Linked DNA regions of Homo sapiens: region 1 is linked to region 2. Evidence: chromatin loops called from intact Hi-C (ENCODE). Cell type or tissue: endothelial cell of umbilical vein. All regions are shown on one strand.

The links. Hi-C counts contacts between places; a loop is a spot of excess contacts. Peaks named below come from ENCODE experiments on the same cell type or tissue, not always from the same donor. Only the 100,000 strongest peaks of a DNase experiment are listed, where the experiment ranks them.
Region 1: it touches region 2 in a loop (7-fold over the local background); 2 of 110 quality-filtered maps call a loop at or near these places.

Annotation. Positions count from the first base shown.
Region 1 is chr2:10,935,203-10,937,702 of GRCh38, forward strand. No RefSeq gene overlaps it. Among named protein-coding and RNA genes, the nearest start is that of KCNF1, 25 kb to the left of the region's middle. RefSeq lists an enhancer at 322-1,521. In endothelial cell of umbilical vein, no CTCF peak of the experiment used is centred here; a DNase peak (open chromatin) is centred at 1,159; H3K27ac peaks cover 1,959 bases.
Region 2 is chr2:11,127,323-11,129,822 of GRCh38, forward strand. FLJ33534 (Putative uncharacterized protein FLJ33534) reads right to left here. Exons shown (of 9, transcript NR_040080.1): 2 at 1,662-1,776; 3 at 1,399-1,564. Among named protein-coding and RNA genes, the nearest start is that of FLJ33534, 3.6 kb to the right of the region's middle. RefSeq lists an enhancer at 2,460-2,500. In endothelial cell of umbilical vein, no CTCF peak of the experiment used is centred here; a DNase peak (open chromatin) is centred at 1,479; H3K27ac peaks cover 886 bases.

The DNA.
Region 1 (2,500 bases), 190 kb before region 2:
GAGGCGGGATCTGGAGCTGAGGGCGTCCCTGCCATCTCGGGGGCAGGCCAGCTGGCCCTTGGTGGAGTTCCTCCCTCCCTCCCCCGACGTCTGCTGCTGGGTGATGATGGCTTCGTGTGCAGATGCAAAATGTCACCGTAATTAAAGCAACAAATCCAGGGCCAAGACTTTAAGGGGTGGCCTGAGTACACGGGGCTCCTGCAGGAGTAGGGGAGCATGATTGGAAGCTCTGCCTCACCCCCTCTGTCACATTCTCCCCCAAGTCTGTCTTCCGGAACTGAGCCCAGAGACTTTAAAGAACAGCCCACTTGGCCTAGTGGCTTTCTCCTTGGGGGCACGCGCCTCCAAGGAGGACGAGAGCTGAGCTCCCCAACCTCCGGGCCACTGGGGCTCCTCACAGGATGTATGTGGTCCCCAGAAACACAAGCATCCTTGTCTGTATGACCTGTGTGGCCCTCTTCAGGCGGCGGCCCCTGGTCTACATCACTTTCTCATTCTCCTCAGCGTGCCCGGCCTCCTGCTGTTCATTCACTCCGTTCTCTCGCTTTCCTAACCGTGCTGGACTCATCCTCACTGCCCACCGCTGAAGACTCTTCTCCCACCCCGCAGGCGGGAGGCCTCCAGTGGCTGTCTCTATATCCTCGGGCCCCACACAGTCTCTCCAGGCCCCAGGCTCCCCCCACCGATTTTACAGTGTGGTTCACTGTAATAGTTTGCTGGTCCTGTATATTTTAAATCATCTCTGGATAACTGATAATATCTATACAATGTGTTATACAAATCATTGTTATACTATATTTTTATTTGTATTTTTTATTGTTGTATGTTATCATTTATTTATTTTTTTCAAATCCTTTCCACCTTCCTGTGGCTGGATCCGCACATGCAGAACGCATTGTTAGAGAAGGCCAACTGCATGTAGCAGGTCCTCAAAGAAGAATGAATAAGTGAGTGAATGAGTGAATGCACAAAGAAACAAGGGAACACTTTGGTGACTACGGGAAGGACCGCATGAGTGGGAGTGGGTGAATGACGGAGGGAGCAGACATGGGAATGAATGAGTGGGTGACTGAGCAAATGAATGAGTCAGTAGATGAGTAAGTAAAGGCCAGGCATATTTGTTGGCGACAGTGGCAGAATGAACGAAAGAAGCCCAGCATCTCAAAGGGCAGGATATGGCCCCATCCTCTGCTGCAGTTTCAGGAGTAAAGTAAACAATGACAAAGCTTGGGTCAAGTGTGACTCACGGGATGCAACTAAAACAAGCAAATATCACTGTGAGCTGCAGGGTGCATTCCCAGCTCCGGCCATCAGAAAACCATGGCAACTGAGCCCTTCTCTCCTCTTAAGGCTCCAAAGCAGAAGGCTTACCCCAAGAAATGGGGAGAATTCCACGTTCCATGTATACGGGACATTTGGGATTTTCTTTCTGAAAATGTGGGTCCCGAGATGTGGCCCCTTCCTCTCACTTTTGCCCTTTTCCGTCAGTTTCTTTCTCCTCGAACTCTCCTAAGGCCTCTGAAGCATTAGTTTACATTTGAAAAATATATGTTGGGCTGTGTGACCTTGGAGAAATCACTCCACCTCTCTGAGCCTCGGTTTTCATGTGATCAAATAGAGATGATCCATTCGCGGCATAGCATTGATGAGATAATAAGCACATTTCTTTTTGCCAGAATTTAGATTTTATTTTGTGTTGTTTGGGTACAGTTTGGTGGGGTGGGGGGACAGGGGTAAGGAGGTGGCTGGATGCTGTAAGAATTTATCAGTGCCTGTCTCAGGCTGCTCCACCAGCCTGGGAGTTCCTGGTAGGTAGATTCTCTTATTCATCTTTGCTCCTTCCTTTATTTTCTCCATTTAAAACCATTTTCTGGGTGCTTGCTGAGGGGGCCATGTGCTATGTAGTGGGGCTGCTAAGGTTAATGGGACTCAGTACCTGCCCCCCTCTGCCCAGAAAGTGGGAGAGGGAGCCACCCAGGTGAGCAGGGAACATAAAGAGCTCTGGCTGAAATGGTGGAAGTCTATTCTAGGCACCAACAGGCCAAGATGGGGCAGAGTGGTGAATTACATCTGTTGGGTGGGAGAAGCCATGGAGAATTGAGTAGGGCATCCCCAAGGCCAAGTGGGTTAGTCTGTTCTCACGTCACTATAAAGAACTACCTGAGATGGGGTAATTTATAAAGAAAAGAGATTTAATTGGCTCACAGTTCTGCAGTCTGTACAGGAAGCATGATTGGGGAGGCCTTAGGAAACTTACAATCATGGCAGAAGGTGAAGGAGAAGGAGGCATGTCTTACATGGCCAGAACAGGAGGAAGAGAGTGAAGGGCAGGGGAGTGCTACACACTTTGAACCAATCAGATCTTATGAAAACTCATTCACTATCACAAGAACAGCAAGGGGGAAATCTGCCCCCATGATCCAATCACCTCACACCAGGCCCCTCCTCCAAAACTGGAGATTACAATTCTACATGAAATTTGGGTGGGGACACAGACCCA
Region 2 (2,500 bases):
ACGGAGTCTTGCTCTTTTGCCCAGGCTGGAGTGCAGTGGCACGATCTCAGCTCACTGTAACCTCCACCTCCAGAGTTCAAGCAATTCTCCTGCCTCAGCCTCCCGAGTAGCTGGGACTACAGGCATGCACCACCATGCCCGGCTAATTTTTTGTACTTTTAATAGAGATGGGGTTTCACCATGTTGGCCAGGTTGGTCTCGAACTCCTGACCTCAGATAATCCACCCGCCTCGGCCTCCCAAAGTGCTGGGATCACAGGCGTGAGCCACTGCACCTGACCCTTGATGGACATTTAGATTGTTTCCTTTTTTTTTTTAACTAACACAAATAACACTGCAGAAAATAGCCTCAAGTAACTTTGCACATTTGTATGTTTTTTTGCAGAATAAATGCCTAAACATGGCAAATCTAATATGTTTGTGATGGTTTTAAATAACCTCTATAAATTATTTGATCCTCCTCCCATCAAAAGTGGAGTTTAATTCTCCTCCCTTTGAATATGGGCCAGTATTCATACTTGTTTCTAATAAACAATGTGGTAGAAGTGGCACAGGGTGGCTTCTGTGGTTAGGATAGAAAAGGTGACACTGCTTCCACCTGGTTCCCTCTTTGTCAGTTCCTCATCCTTGAAACACAGCCACTTCACACTGGAGAGAAGCCCAAGCCACATGGAGGGGCCGCAGCTGGCCGCCAGACCCACCTGAGGTCACAGCCGACAGCTGGCATCAACCTCCAGCCTTGAGAGTGAATGAACCTTCGGATGGCCAGGTCCCATCTCATTATTTTATATCGAAATGATTTACTCTCAAAAGAAAAATGAAAGAAATACAAATTATAGCAATGTTATCTTTAGCAAGGACTGCTTGCAAGGTTGGCCCTTGGTTCGTATCTGGGAAATTGGATTTGGGGAGGGTTCCCGCCCTTCCCTGATATGAATGGCTCACTGCCCCTAAACTGTGTAAACACTGTGGTTTATGTCTTCGTACTGGGAGTCCAGAATTTTGGTACATGCTAGGCAGAGGGGGCCTTTGTGACTAGCCTGCAGTAAAACCCTCGGTGCCAAATCTCTAGTGAGTGTCCCTGACAAATGACATTCCACACGTGTTGTCCCAACACACTTCTGGGGGAAGTGGGCGCGTCCAGCATGTGAGAGGGTCTTGGACCCTCACACTCCATTTCCTCTGGACTTGACCCATGTGCCTTTTTCCTTTGCTGAATTTGCTTCATTTCCAGTTGTCGTAATACATCATAGCCTCGAGTATCACTGTATGCTGAGTTCTGCGAGTTCTCCTAGCCAATCAACAAACCCAGGGTGGTCTTAGAGACCCCAACACGCCACAGCAACAAGACAACAGGGAAGCCGGCGCTTCCTGTATGTGTATACATTGCTGGTGGTACCTGGGCACTGTGAGAGCAACACAGCCTGTCTGTTGAGAGCCACTCAATGTCCACTTCCTCTGACTCAGTAATCCCATCTGGGAATGTGTCCTTTGGCAACAATTCCACAGCAGGAAGCAGAGGCTTGAAGATATTCATCACAGCTTGTGCTAAACCTGAACAAAACCTAAATGCCCAAGAAGAGAAAAAATTGGTTAAACACATTATCATGCATCAACTCTAAGAAACTGGCTACAATGAGATGTGTAAAGATTATAAAGCACCTGTGGTCCCAGCTACTCAGGAGGCTGAGATGGATCTCCTGAGCCCAGGGAGGTGGAGGCTGCAATGAGCTACGATCATGCCACTGTACTCCAGCCTGGGCGACAAAGTAAGACCCTGTGTCAAAAAATATATATATATATAAAGAGAAACATGAAAAAATATTGCTGATACATTAAAAAAAAAAATTTGGCCAGGCATGGTGGCTCACGCCTGTAATCCCAGCACTTTGGGAGGCCAAGGCAGGCAGATCACTTGAGTCAGGAGTTCAGGACAAGCCTGGCCAACATGGCGAAACCCAGTCTCTATTAAAAATACAAATATTAGTCGAGCACGGTGGCACACCTCTATAATCCCAGCTACTCAGGAGGCTGAGACAGGAGAATCGCTTGAACCCGGGAGGCGGAGGTTGTAATGAACAGAGATCGCCCCGCTGCACTCCAGCCTGGGTGATAGAACGAGACTCTGCCTCTAAATAAATAAATAAATAAATAAACAATTTTAAGCTGGGTACAAAATGGTAGGCACATTGACAGCAACTGTACAACCAACAAGTAAGACCCAAAGCGGCTACTTAGAAGTGAAAACGGTTGGGGCTACAAGAGGAAGGCCGGAGCGGATTTTTCCATAGATAAATTGGGCCTTCCTTTAATGTTGCTGTTCTGACGAACCCGGAGCTTTCTGGGGACGTGGTGGGAGCAGCTGACAAGGCAAGAACTGTGGCTCTGGGTGCTTCCTCTGCGGTCACCGCCTGGTAGGATGCCTTCAAGGTGTGCGCGTGCGGGAAGGAGAGAGAGGGTGGTAAAGCCAACGTTTTCATCCAAAAAGCAGAGGCTTACGG